Regions from separate parts of the Homo sapiens genome. Here regions 2 and 3 are each linked to region 1. A link is a contact called in ENCODE Hi-C or POLR2A ChIA-PET data. All regions are on one chromosome and are shown on one strand. Each heading gives the region's core, a stretch centred on a gene start or an enhancer-like site at or near the end of the contact. The rest is flanking DNA. Distances are from core to core; before and after follow the strand shown. Region 1 has its middle 44 kb from the start of ZNF195. Region 2 holds the start of PHLDA2 (pleckstrin homology like domain family A member 2). Region 3 holds the start of CARS1 (cysteinyl-tRNA synthetase 1).

What was found. Hi-C counts contacts between places; a loop is a spot of excess contacts on that map. ChIA-PET counts read pairs that join two places held with the same protein, here RNA polymerase II (POLR2A). Pooled maps may share reads with other maps.
Region 2: a pooled map shows a loop between it and region 1 (4-fold over the local background). The contact joins the promoter of PHLDA2 here to the enhancer-like site in region 1. A Hi-C loop is called at or near these places in 2 of 168 maps with a recorded cell type or tissue (PC-9 and chondrocyte) and 7 of 50 pooled maps.
Region 3: a map of naive thymus-derived CD4-positive, alpha-beta T cell shows a loop between it and region 1 (28-fold over the local background). The contact joins the promoter of CARS1 here to the enhancer-like site in region 1. A Hi-C loop is called at or near these places in 2 of 168 maps with a recorded cell type or tissue (cardiac septum and naive thymus-derived CD4-positive, alpha-beta T cell), 11 of 37 single-sample maps with no recorded cell type and 18 of 50 pooled maps. POLR2A ChIA-PET finds 5 or more read pairs at or near these places in 1 of 52 experiments (OCI-LY7).

Annotation. Positions count from the first base shown.
Region 1 is chr11:3,421,127-3,425,708 of GRCh38, forward strand. It overlaps the pseudogene FAM86GP. Among named protein-coding and RNA genes, the nearest start is that of ZNF195, 44 kb to the left of the region's middle. RefSeq lists silencers at 1,143-1,282, 1,313-1,452, 1,953-2,162. Within about 2 kb of position 1,870, at least 36 of the 41 ENCODE cell types and tissues checked have a DNase peak (open chromatin) inside an H3K27ac peak, as active enhancers do; they include OCI-LY7, where a contact is called at or near this core.
Region 2 is chr11:2,928,170-2,932,751 of GRCh38, forward strand. It overlaps PHLDA2 (pleckstrin homology like domain family A member 2), which reads right to left and starts at 1,251. Exons shown (of 2, transcript NM_003311.4): 1 at 727-1,251; 2 at 104-498. The coding sequence starts at 1,195. The coding sequence ends at 737. RefSeq lists enhancers at 528-1,136, 1,137-1,746, 1,747-2,355.
Region 3 is chr11:3,055,166-3,059,747 of GRCh38, forward strand. It overlaps CARS1 (cysteinyl-tRNA synthetase 1), which reads right to left and starts at 2,258. Exons shown (of 23, transcript NM_001014437.3): 1 at 2,178-2,258. The coding sequence starts at 2,202. LOC124902615 (a long non-coding RNA gene) reads left to right here and starts at 3,459. Exons shown (of 2, transcript XR_007062555.1): 1 at 3,459-3,853. RefSeq lists an enhancer at 1,912-2,444.

The DNA.
Region 1 (4,582 bases), core at 620-3,119:
GCAAGCAGACCCTCATCTGTCACGGGTACTGCTGATCCATGGTGTCTGGCTCATAGAAGGCATTTATTAAACATTTTGAGACTGAATAAAAACACTATCTAACACTGACATGCATTTACCATGAGCCAGGCACTGATCCACAGGCTTTTGTACTCAACCCTGACAACAACCCTAAGAGGTAGGTATCATTCTATCCCCCATTTTATTAATAAGAAAACAACAGCACAGAGAGATGCAGTCACTTGCCCAAGGTCACACAGGGCCAGGGGTTGGGCCAGGTTTCGAAGCAGGCAGGCTGTCTCCTGGGTCTGAACTCTCAACTACTGCACCCTAATCAAACAATCCCTCTGGTCAAATGTGAGTGGTAATAATAGTACCCACCTCGTGGGTGTTGAGGGTGAGCCCAAGTTAGCATTCAGCGTGGGCATGTGAACAATTATAGTCAATATTGAATGGAGACCTATGATGCTTTTATGAAGGTTTCTATTTTGGGTTAAAAGTGCACAAATTTCTCCTGACCGGAAATGATCTCTGAGTGCAAATATTTCATATCAATGGAATAACGCAAATGATTAAGCAACACCCCATAAAATGGGGCAGACCCAGGGAGGAATATATATCCAAACTCACTCATCCCAGTGAGCTCACCGCACATGAATTACAAATGGGGCCGGGTGCATTAAGCCCCTCTACTGGCAGAAGGGAGGCTGCTGCCTGCCATGCGCCTGTGCTGAGAATGGCAGGTCCCCAGGGAGACGAGAGGCCACCCCCTTCTCTGTCTCTTCCATCACAGGCGTGAGAACCTCAGAGCATGAGCCGATTCTGTGCAGTGCTCGACATACAGACGAGAACACTGAGGCAGGAGAGACAGCCTGTGACCTGGTCACTGCGCTCAGGAGGACGTGGTTACCCGTGGTCCTGAGGGCGCTGACTTTTTAGAATGGGCGAGGGCAGCTCTGTCCCAGTGACCAGAACGGTTACTGTCTTTAAAAAGTCGTGAAAATGATCGTGAACTGTACCCCACAACGAGTGCGCGTCTGCCCCCCAAGACGGTGGAGAGGCCCCCAGCTTCTCCCGCCAGCTCGCGGGGCAGGAGGGGTGCGAGCAACTCTGGCCAGGCCCCAGGGACGGGGACCGGGTCGCGCGGACCTGACCGGCGGGAGCCCAGGCATTCACGTGGCGGGAGCGCTGGAGGCTTCAGCACGGAGACCCATCCCGTCTGCCCCTGGACTCCCGCGAGCCCCGCGGGCCTCTCCGCTCGCCCCGCCGCCCACCTGCCAGGGGAAGGAACGCAGTGCGCGCGCCGCCAGGAAGCGGCGCTCGAAACTCTGCAGCAAGAGTTCGGTCCCCGCGTTCTCCTCGGGCACCATGACGGGGGCGGGGCCGCAGCGTTGCCGGGAGACCGGGCGGAAGCCGAGCCTGGACTGAAAAGGGGGCGGGCCCAGGGCAGTGCGCGGGGGCAGAGAGGGGGCGGGGCCTGGGGGTAGGCTTAGGATGAGAGTCGTGGGAGCGGCTCTAGGGCGGGGCCAGGATGAGCGTTATGAGGCGGGGGCCTGGGGTGGGGCCAGAATGAGCGTCTTGAGGGCGAGGCCTGGGGTAGGGCCAGGAGAAGCGTCGTTGGGGCAGGTCCTGGGGAGAGTTCAGGTTGGCGTGTCCTGGGGCGGGGCCAGGACAGGGCGATCCTGGAAGCGGGGCTTCGGAAACATCCAGGTTGGAGACGTCCTGGAGGCGGGGCCTTGCGTGGGGGCAGGATAAGAGTCCTGGAGGCGGGCGTTAGGGTGGGGGTAAAGGACGATTGGGTTCAGGAGGCGAGACTCGGAGCAGAGCCCAGGAGACAGGTCCTAGGGCGGGGCTAAGGCCAGACCCGGAGAACGGCTCAGGAGGCGGGGCCAGGGCGGGGCGTTGACTATGTCGTAGCACGTGGCCAGGCGCTGCTCGGACTCTGGGAGGCGGAGCTTAGGACGGGCCTACGTGGGGAGGGGCCCAGGGTCCGGGAGGCGGGGCCGAGTCCGGGCTGCTGGCTGCGCTCAGGAGGCGGGCCCTGGGAGGCGGAGCTTAGGGAGGGGCCGGTGTCGGGAGGGACCCAGGGACTGGGAGGCGGGTCGGGGCTGGGCTCAGGGGCCGAGAGGGAGCTGGGCTTGGGGCGGGGCCGAGACGGAGCGAGGGGTCCAGGGTGTGAGAAACGGGGAGGGGTTTGAGGAGGGGATTGGAGCGTGGCTCAAGTTCGGGAGGCGTTACCTGCGGAGAGTTTGAGGCAGGCCCAGGAGCGAGCCCACGGTCTGCCGACGCGGAGCCAGGGACGGGCCCCAGGATCCGGAGCTTCAGGCGGGGCCGAGTCCGGGTTTGGGGCCCGGGAGTCGGGGCCGGTTAGGGCGAGGGTCCCCGGGATCGTCCGGTCAGGCCTTGGGCCAACGTAGGCACTCTCGCAGTTCCTCCGCCTTCAGGAAGGTCTTTTTGGCAGGGGCCTTATGGGTGCGCGCTTCGGTCCTGGAGGCGTTATCCTAGCCTCCTCTCCATCAGCGCCACCCGTCCGGGGCCCGATAGGAGGGAGTTTTCCCTCTGTCCCCCACCCTTTGGACTGTCACCAAACAAGCCATTCGTTCACCAAATACTTATTAAGCGCCTACCATGTGTCTGGCAAGGGAGATGTAACAGTGAGAAAAACTAGGTGTGGTCCAGGCCCTCCAGGGGCTCAGGGGCTCGTGGAAGAAGTGGACATTGAGGTACTTATCACACAAATAAGTATAAAAGTACAATAGCGATATCTGCCACGAAGGCGAGCAGACAGAGCTAGCGGGGCTTCCAGGAGGAGTTTTGATCTTGCAGGGACAGGAAGGAGGAGTTAGCTCCTGGGGGGCGGGATTGGGGGTGGTGGTGATATAGACGTGGGGGACAGAGTGGAAAACAACAAAAATATAATTATTTTAGTTCAAAGTTATTGTGTCTTGAGTTGAAAGGCTGGGCAGTTAGCAACACAGTTCAGATTTCAGTACTGCCCCTGAAATCTGAACTGTGTTCAAAGTCTAAAACGTTTACCTTAGCAAATCCCTCATAAAACTCCATTTGGAAGAGTCCCGAGAGCTAATTTGTTCAGTGTACTTGCAAAAGGTAGATGAGGAGACAGACAAAATCTTATTACCTCTTTCAGATGAGAGGCACTTGAGCCCTGCTCAGCTGCGAGAATAAGAGAGGGGAATTAATTCTATTTGAATACACGTGTTCTCTCACAGCTGTTGTTCCCCACCAGAACCAAATGAGCGCAAGATCTGACAAAGAAAAAAAAAAAAGGTTCATCTTTTATTCCCCCAAACACTTTCATTTAAATCAAGAGGGTGGGATGTGGTTATTGCTGTGTTTTTAGACAGAATCAACAGTTTCTGGGTCTGAGATATTGCATACACCCTCTCAGTCCCTGTATCCTGAGATGGAGTCACCTGAGAATCCACAGCATGTCCTAACCTGGGATGGGTCTGGGTGATTAAGGAAGGTTGGCTTTAGAACTGGGCCGGGGCACTGCTTTGCTTTTGCTGTTTTGATCAGCTCTCTGCCTGCAGGAGAGAAGGAAAACCAATGGGAACAGGTTAGTTACACTCATAAATCCTGGGCTTATTTTATTAACTCACATAATAGCTATTAATTGCCTTTCCTCCAAGGAGCAAAAGGGCATATACGGTCAATACTATAATAAGTACCACTGTATTATGTTATACTAAAATATTAATAAATCGAGGTTGGTTCAGTCTTTCCTGATTCCATAGATTGGAAGCGGATTGAGGAAAGACCCTAGCGGACCACAGAGCTGAGCCATGCACACAGAAGAAATCTTTTCTTCTTTTGTTTTTTTTTTTGAGACGGAGTTTCGCTCTCTTGTTGCCCAGGCTGGAGTGCAATAGCGCGATCTCTGCTCACTGCAACCTCCACCTCCCGGGTTCAAGCGATTCTCCTGCCTCAGTCTCCCGAGTAGCTGGGATTACAGGCGTGAGCCACCATGCCGGGCCATTTTTGTATTTTTAGTGGAGACAGGGTTTGAACACGTTGGCCAGGCTGGTCTCAAATTCCTGACCTCAGGTGATCTGCCCTCCTCTGCCTCCCAAAGTGCTGGGATTACAGGCATGAACCACCGCGCCCGGCCAGAAGAAATCTTTATCTTGGTGTGCGGGCTCCGATGAGGGACAAATGTCATCTATCTTGGATCTGAATCTGGAAGGATCAAGGCACTGAAGGGATTTTTTTGTTTCAGAGAGTCTCCCTCTGTTGCCAGGCTGGAGTGCAGTGGCATGATCTCGTCTCCTGCAACTTCTGCCTCCCAGGCTCAAGCGATTCTCCTGCCTCAACCTCCCGAGTAGCTGGGATTACAGGCACGCGTCACCACGCCTGGCTAATTTTTGGATTTTTAGTAGAGACAGGGTTTCACCATGTTGGCCACGAGTGTCTCTTGAACTCATGATCCATCTGCCTTGGCCTCCCAAAGGGCTGGGATTACAGGCGTGAGCCACCACGCCTGGCCTCACTGAAGGGATTTTTTAATGTCACGTGGCTCTCTCAGGTGCGGTGTGTTCGGGTGCAAGTGAAGATTAGGACT
Region 2 (4,582 bases), core at 1-2,500, 490 kb before region 1:
CCTCAGGACACACCAAGGAGCAGAAGGTAGCCAGGGTCAAGCCCCAGGGCACTTCCTGGCCTCTGGGGAGGCTGCTTGGAAAAGAGGGTGTGGACCAGGCCCAGCAGATGACACGATTCATTTATTCATTCAAAGCCGGTTCCCAGCGCCTTTCACACCAGCCCCGCAGGACTGGATGAGGGTGTCCTGCCCGCCCATTCCTGGGCCTCCACCCTCCCAGCAGGAGTCTCACTGAGCCACAGCCGGATGGTAGAAAAGCAAACTGGCCAAGTGATTTATTTGCAATGGGCACAGTGATGCAAAAACAAGATATTAAGACTATAAAATATGTGACTACAAAGAACCAGCGAAATAAATACATAGATATTAGATAGTCCAATAACTTAAGGCGCCCGTGCAACGGAGCGAGGATCCGCGCGCACGGGAAGTTCTTCTGCTGCAGGGCTGGAGAGCGCCGGCCACGTCCTAGCCTCGGTCCGACTCGTCCAGCGTATGGCCCTGTGGGGAAAGGACTGGGTCAGAGAGCTGTGCCAGGGCCGGTCCGGGTCCAGCCTGAGGGGCCCCGAGACCCTGACGCGAGGGGGCCAGCGCGATTGCGGGGCGCCGGGTCCCCCAAGGAGGTGCAGCGCCCCCGCCCCGCCGTCTGGGGTTGAAGTGGTTTTTCCCAAAGGCCCCGGTCCCGGCTGTTAGGGCGCAGGGCTCGCCGGGACGCGGGCAGTCACTCACCGCGGCGGGCTCATGGCGTGCGGGGTTTGGGCTGCGGGGATGGCCTGGAGGGCTCCGAGGGCTCGGAGGGTGCGGCGGCCGCGGCAGCCACGGCGTCCTCGGCGGGTGCGGCGGGTGCGGTGCGTTCCTGGCGGCTGCGAAAGTCCTGCAGGGCGCGGCGGTTCTGGAAATCGATGAGCGCCAGCGCGATGGCCGCGTTCCAGCAGCTCTCGCCCGCGCAGCGGAAGTCGATCTCCTTGTGGTCGGTGGTGACGATGGTGAAGTACACGTACTTGCCCGTGCGCTCCACGCAGTCCACCTTGAGGATGGAGTGGAAGCGCAGCTCCTTGGGGCGCGCGCGGGGGCTGGCGGGGAACAGGCTCAGGCGGTCGGAGGTGAGCACCCCGCGCTTCTTCTTCCATAGCTGGAAGAGGCTGTCGCTGCGCTTCTCCAACTCGCCCTCGCGTAGCACCTCGTCGGGGGATTTCATGTCGTGCCGAGCGCGGGACTGGGAGCGGCAATGCGGGCGGTGACGGCGCCGGCTCTGCTCCTCGTGGCCCCGGCGCGGCCTTTATAGCTGCCCCTCCCCGCCCCGCCCCTCCCCGCCCCGCCCCGGCCCTCGGGCCACCCCGCCCGCCTGAGCCCCGCGCGCCCCGGGCCATACCCTCCCCAAGCCCAGCCGTCCGGGCCCGCACCGTCGCGTCCGCGCTCTGGTCGGTCCCCGGCCGTCCCCTCCCATCTCAGAAGCCCGCGCTCCTCTTGCCCCCCGTGCCCCAGCTGTCCGGCCCCGTGGGGTGACTCGAGGTCCCGCCCCGCCCGGGCGCTCGCCCGCACCGTCTCGCAGGCCGGCCCCGCGGAAGAATGCGCTGCAGCCAGCCCTGCCCGCGATGACTCACGCCGGGGAGCCCCGGGAAGCACCCGCGGGCCCGGGGCCGGCCCACCGTGGGGAGACAGCCGGGACCAGACCTTCACCCTCCAGGCGCCCCAAGTCCAGCCCTGCCGCTCTCGGGCTCCCGGGGCAGAAGGAGGGTCGAGGCCCCCTTCCTTACTCCCGAGCCCTGGCCGTTCCGTCCTGTTCGGGGGCCTTTCCCAGGGCCGCCCAGAGACCCTCTCCGAAAGTGGCCCTGCCCTAGCGGACCGAGCTCCTATCTTGCCACCCACGGGCTGCGCCAAGAACGACCACCTCTCTTAGCCTCGGTTTTCGCTTCTGTGAAATGGGAACAGTAACCTTTGCTGGATTAGGGAACACGTGGAAAGGGCTAGACCAGCAACCCATAGAGCTCAGAAAATGGAAGGGGAAGAGGAAGCCCGTTCTCCTCCCTGCGCCCTCGTAGTGTCCCGAACTGGGGTACGGACTGCTCCGACCGCGCCCCCACGACCCGGACCGGAGAGAGGTCCCAGGAGCTGAGGGGTTCGGGCTGGGCCGCGACGCCCGCTCTCTGGGATCAGCCTGGGGGCGAGGGTCGGCGGGGGCGGCTGAGTCATCGCTTTCCAGCTGGGCAGACGGGCGGTTTTATTTACCCTCTTCCTTTAAAGGGTTTAATAGACAGGAAGCGAAAGCCGGCTCTTCCCGGGTTCCCAGGGGTGGGGGTGGAGCCGGCCGAGAGGACCCCAGAGACCCCGGCTACTACTCCACGTCTCCCACCTTCCCGCACCCCTGCCCCCTAGCTGCGCCCTGGGGTGGTTACAGCAGGAAGTCCCAACTCTGGGGTCAGAATTGGCCTCAATGACGGGGCTCACGCAAAATGAAAACGAGAGTCCCCTGATTCAAAATGTATTTAAAATGTCAAGACAGTGGCAGCAGAGCGTAAAACCCAGACCTGGGACCAGCCCTACCTCCACCTGCCCTTCAGGGTCACTGTAAAGGATAAAGAGACGTCCGGCTCAGAGGAGCGCCCCAGACCCGGTTCTGTGAATGGCATGCAGGTAGCAGCTGCCCGGTGGTCCCACCGGTGTGGCCAGAGGACCTGGCAGTGGGCAGGGATGTGGTGTGGAGGGGCAGTGCCGGCAGAGGGCAGGGTTGGGCTGTGCCAGGGTTCTGGCCTGGGAGTGAGACACCTGCCTGGGGCCGGCGGGTCAACACTGCCCCCTACCTGACACCTGTCCTTGCAGCAGGGCTGGGATCCTGTGGTGAGGGAGCAGCAGGTAGGGTGGGTGGGTGAGGGGAGGTCAGCCTTTGGCGGGGAGAGGGGATTCGAGCATTGTTCCGGAGAGGCTGCAGGAAGGATTCGGACTCTGGTGTCCCTTCTTTTGCTTCCAGAGGGCCCTGGGCTGCCGGACAGTGGGACCTGGGCAAGAGGCACCTCTGGGCAGTGGGAGACCAGGAGAAGCGGCCGGGGGCAGAGCGCTCTGTCACTGCGCCAGCCCACAGGTGCCTGGAACACCTCCAGGCCCACCAGCCTGCCTACCCCATTGAGGGGCCAGCCAGTGGAACTTCGGCTCCAGGCAAATCCCCCGACACTCGTGGTTGCTTAAGCACCTACTGTGTGCCTGCAGGCCTGGCTGGTGCTGGGACCCCAGAGGAGGGGAGAGGAATCCCTCTAAACCCCAGGGGCACAGCAGGTACATGAGGATGGGGATAGGGGTCGGGGGTACTGGAGGCCAGGAGGACAGCTTGGAGGACTCTGTGGGGAGGGCGTGCCCTCGAAGATTCCAAGGAGACCTTGAAGGGCCAGTGGTGCCCGTATGCCACCACTGTGCCCAGCCTCCACCTAACCCAGAGAACTCCCCAAAGTGGGCACTCCAGCCCCTGTTCCACAGAAGAGGAAACTGGTTCAGGATGGAGAGGGCCTTGGGGAAGGGACAGAGAACAGGCAGGAGCAGATAAGGGGCTGAGAGAAATGAGGGGGAGGAAGAGGGTTTGGAAACCAGGTGAGGCCAGGTGAGGTGTGCTCCCCCAGCCCCGCCCAGCTCCTCTCTTTGCCTGTACCCCAGTGGCCCTCTCAAGGGAGGCTGGGAAACTCACTCCCCTGGGGGCAGGACTTACAACCCAGGGGTGATGCTCTGACAGGTGGGGCAGGAGCTGGGAGGCCAGGGGGCAGGGTGTGCAGCCGAGATTCAGAGGCCCTGCCCTCCCTAGGGGATTTCCTGCCCACTCAGCCCCTCTCTGCTATTCCCCTCATGGACACTGTGAAGACCTGGGGGGTATGGGGGTGGATGGCCCTTTAGGGGCTGCTGGAAATCAGGTCTGAGCCCTGGAGGCCAGGCCTCCCCAGGCAGCTTCTCTGCCCACAGTCCCTGCCCCAGGGGCTCAGTTGTAGTGGCCCTGGCCTCCCCAGCAGCTGCTAGACACCCTGGGCCCCTGCTCGGCCAAACCAGCCTGAACCTGGTTGCCAATGTGGGGGCTGGAGGGAGCCGACTCCCAAGCCTTACCAGCCCTGGACCAGCAGGTGACTTCAGGAGCCCCCAGGGTGTCTTTATGGACATGGGCAAAAATAAACCACGGCCTTAGGAGGTGAGAGGGGCTTGGAGGACACCATGCCAACTTGGCAGGTACTTGCACACAGGGGCTGCCCCATCCTCTCTGCGTCCACCATCCACCCGAGGGGCTTTACCACCACCACTAACTCACACTGCCGTCTGCCCCTCTGAGCCACCCGCCCTCTGCCAGCCCCCGCTCGGCCTCCCTTGCCTGAGGCCTGAGCCTCACCGCCTCACCTGGTCCCACCTGGGGCTGAGCGGTGCCCCCAGGAGAAGCACTGGCCCCAAGCTGCAGATGCAGAAAGGGTGGCTCAGAGAGGTGCAGTGACTTGTCAAGGTCACCTTTCCAAGGAGGGACCCTATCTCTATCCCCCAGAGCAGGCCTGCCTGAGGGTCCCCTCTGGAGGATGAGGGCTGTGACACTCACTTCCTGGGATGTGGGGGAGGGATGTTGAGG
Region 3 (4,582 bases), core at 1,008-3,507, 370 kb before region 1:
TTTTTTTTTTTTTGAGACGGAGTCTCGCTCTGTCGCCCAGGCTGGAGTGCAGTGGCGCAATCTCGACTCACTGCAAGCTCCGCCTCCTGGGTTCACATCATTCTCCGGCCTCAGCCTCCGAGTAGTCAGGCGCCCGCCACCGCGCCCGGCTAATTTTTTTTTTATTTTTAGTAGAGACAGGGTTTCACCATGGTCTCGATCTCCTGACCTCGTGATCTGCCTGCCTCGGCCTCCCAAAGTGCTGGGATTACAGGTGTGAGCCACTGCGCCTGGCCTACGATTGGATTTTATTTCCTGTTCTCATCTTTGAGAGTGTGTGTGTGATGGGAGGAGGCGATAGTAAAGGCAGGTGGGCCATGCCCTGGGGCAGAAGAACACTGGCTGGAGATGCTGTGCGCAGGCTGAGGACTGGGCAATCTGCCTGCTGCCCTGACAGCCCGGAGAGGGCAATCCCAACCTATATGGCAAGCTCCAAAAAGAAGGCAATTCTTACAAGGCTCTGAAAACCTAAAATTCTAAAGCTATTTTTAAAAACAAGATACAAAACACTACTAATACGTCATTTACGTTCACAAATGAACAAAAACACATTTTTAGTTTGAAAACAAACAGGCCCTAACTTTCAGCACAGACACAGCACTTAATTGAGTGCCAGGCACTGTTCTACGTCCTTCCCATCTATTAATTCATTTACACTCCATGCTCCAAGGTAGGAGCCATTACGCATGGTTTGCTGTGGGGCGGGAGGCAGAGTTGGAACCCTGGCCCTTCCAGGGTGGTTCCAGAGTTGGGGCTGTTAACTATGATGCTGTTTTACAGGAATCTGGGTGACTTCTGAGGGCCGCTTGGCTCTGGGACGGGTGGAGATGGTGCTGGAATCCAGGCACACAGGTAGGGTGGTAGGCGGCGTGCCTGGAAGGTGACCACCTCCTGCCACTTGGCACAAGAGTGTAGCCCTGTCATCTGGGTGTCCCCATGCCGCCAGATTACTCGGGTTGTCATAACTACCTATCTATAACCCAATAAACCCTCAGGGGCAAAGGGCACCACCAGATGCTAAGGAAATCTTGGTACGATCTAAACTGAGGGTGGGGGCTGGAGGTGTCTTACAAGAACTTGCATCTAATTTTTGCCAGCCAAAAGAATTAAAAACTAGATACTGAGAATGTTTCCTTTGGAAAGGCTGCTCCAGACTGTTAGGAATCTGGGCTTTCTGATTCAGTCTCTTGCCTTTCCAGCACCTAAAATCTTGCTGGAGGGACAGTGAGAGAAGAACCCACTGGTCTCTCAAGGTCTACCCGCTGGTGACATGAGTGACTGGGGGAGCTGACACAGCTGTGTCCCTGGGGAACCTCCCGGGTTGGCAATAAAATGGGGCAGTAATGCTCTGACAATCAGCTTGCAGTGGACTGCCTGCGGAACTGGAGATGAAAGCCTTCGTAAAGCCCCAAGCCCTTTTACTGTGTGTACGCGTACCCCTGGCGTCCTCTGCCCCATTTCCCTAAATACCAACCTCAGGTGCCCTCCGCCCACCTCCCGGAAGCTGCCAGGTCTGGGCAGAAAACCAAAACAACCCTTGGGCCTTTGTCTCCCCCCTAAAGGCCAGCTGGGGCAAGAGGGAGCGAGGGCCCGCCCAGGCACCGGCTGGGGAAAGGCTGTTTGATGTAGGGCCACCTCCCGGGGTGAGGATGCAAGGGGACCTCGGCAGGAACCAAGTGAGGAAACTGAGGCTGGGTGGTCTGGGCAGCGCCCCGCTCGGGCTCGGGTCCCCGCGGGGTCTGTGCTCCAGCCACGGGTCTGGCAGACCCTCACGCAGGAGTCCCAGGGGTCCCAGTGGCCGTCCCTCGGAGCCGGGCACCCGTTGTCCTTCGGATCCTAGGACGTGCCACCCCTCGAACCTCAGGACCCGCCGTCCCTCAGACCCCGGGCACTGACACCCCTCAGACCCCGAGCACCCCCGCCCCTCGGACCCAAGGACGTGCCGTCCCTCAGACCCCGCGCACTGACACCCCTCAGACCTCGGGCACTGCCGCCCCTCAGACCACGGACACAGCTGCCCCTCAGAACCCATGCACCCGGGCCCCTCAGACATAAGGACTCGCTGCCCTTCGAGCCGAGCACCCAGCGCCCAGTCAGGCCCCCAGCCGCCCTCAGCCTGGCCCGGCCGCGCCGCTCACCCTGCTGCCCGGAGGAATCTGCCATGGCTGGGAATCCCGGACCCGCAGCTGCGGCTACAGACACTTCCTAGAATCTGATGCAACCGCCGCCCCGGAAGTCGCGCCCCACGCCGGGCCCGTCTTCCGGGACACGCCCGGTCGCTAGGCAACTACCAGGGGCTCCGGATGTCGCCGGCCCGGAGCATGCTGGGAGCTGTAGTTCAACCCAATGGCGACCCGCGCTCCGGAGCATCGCGCGGCCAAGCGTTCAGTGGCCGTGCTGGGAGTAGTCAGCCCAGCCGCGGGGAGACAAGCACTAAAGACTGAGCGTCCTGTAATAGGTGTTTAAGTCATGATTGCGCTAAGCGCCGTGGGGACCAGGCCCAGCCTGGAGGTCAGAGGCGGCCTCGGGACAGGGTGTGCTGGCGAGACGGGATGGTTCCCAGGAGGCCGACCTGGAGCAGGGCCTGGGGATGGGCGGGAAGAGCGCTCCAGGCCTAGGGACCGCCCTGCCAATGACCCTGCGGAAAGCAAGCCACTATGAAGTGTTGCGTGAACAGGCTTCTCCATCTCCTTCTCAGACCCCATTCTGGAGCCATCCCCAACCCCCTTAGGGCTCCTGCCTTCTGTGTGCATGATGTCACCTCCCAAGGATATCCCACCCAAGGTTCGTGCACCCATCCAAAATGAGAGGAAATGCTATTTAAGAAACAGAATTTTAATATGTCAAGAAAAATTATTAGCCAGGATTAGTGGCTCATGCCTGTAATCCCAGCACCTTGAAAGGACAAGGCAGGAGGATCATTTGAGTCCAGGAGTTTGAAGCTGCAGTGAGCTACGACTGTGCCACTGCATTCCAGCCTAGGCGACAGAGTGAGACCCTTTCTCAAAAAATAAAAAGTAAAAAATCTTCTAGTTACTTTTTGGAACCTCATGTCTAATTTCATAATAAATTCTAAGGCCGGGCACGGTGGCTCACACCTGTAATCCCAGCACTTTGGGAGGCCGAGGTGGGCGGATTATGAGGGCAAGAGATCGAGACCATCCTGGCCAACATGGTGAAACCCTGTCTCTGCTAAAAATGCAAAAATTAGCTGGACATGGTGGCGCTTGCCTGTAGTCCCAGCTACTCAGGAGGCTGAGGCAGGAGAATCGCTTGAACCAGGGAGGTGGAGGTTGCAATGAGCCGAGATTGCGCCATTGCACTCCAGCCTGGCAACAGAGTGAGACTCCGTCTCAAATAAATAAATAAATAAATAAATAAATAAAATAATAAATAAATAAATTCTAAATTCTACTGGTGGCTGGAAAAAAAAAAGAAGAAAGAGTTTGTTTACATTTCTGCAAAGATCCTGTAGCATGTGCTGTAACTTGCCCAGGATGTGGGAGGCTCTGTGAGACCCCAACTAATCCCAAAGGAGGGACCAAGTCCAGGACTTAGGGGACGAAGTTCTGGCCAGGTCCTACCATGACTCTCACAGTGCCTGTTTCTCACTCATCACTCTAGGACCATGAGTCACCCAAGCCCAGCTCGGCCACATGCCTTCCTGGGAGAAGGAACCGGAGGCGCCCAGGAGAGTCAGAAGCCTCTTAGAGATAAACATTCGGCTAAGGCTTGCCCTGCCCTTCCTTTCTTGCACTAAGAAAGCCTCCTGACATCAGGTCAGGCAAGCCAGAGTTTGGCTGTAAGACCTGGGGTGAGTTTAACTTCTCTGAGCTTCCAGATGTCTTGTTTTTAAATCTGCAAAGTGGGGCCGGGCACTGTGGCTCACGCCTGTAATCCCAGCACTTTGGGAGACCAAGGCGGCCAGGTCATTTGAGGTCAGGAGTGCAAAACCAGCCTGGCCAACATAGTGAAACTTCATCTCTACTGGGAAAAAAAAAAAGGGTCTGCAGAGCGGAACTGGGAAATGATCACCTGCTCAGGTGGCCGAGCTGTGTCTAAGAGTGCTGCAGTGTCTAGCAGCAGTGGGTCCCGCCTCCCCAGTCCTGCTGCGTCCCAGCCCTACCACCAGGGCAAGGACACTCTCTGAACCTCAGCATCCCCCTGGTGTTGTAGTTCTTTGGGACAGCACATTGGGTTACAGGTTGTTATGGGTTGCATTGTGTCTCTCCCAAAAGATGTGGAAATCCTATAACCACCAGGACCTGTGAATGTGACCTTATTTGGAAATAGGGTCTTTGCAGATGATAAAGTCATAAGATGAGGTCATTAGGGGGGACGTTAATCCAGTATAACTGATATCCTTGTAAAAAGGGAAAATTTCAGCTGGGCATGGTGGCTCACACCTGTAATCCCAGCTCTCTGGGAGGCTGAAGAGGGAGGATGGCTTGAGCCCCAGAGTTTCAGGTTGCAGTGAGCTATGATTGTGCCACTGCATGCCAGCCTGGGTGCAGAGTGAGACCCTGTCTCTAAAATAAATAAA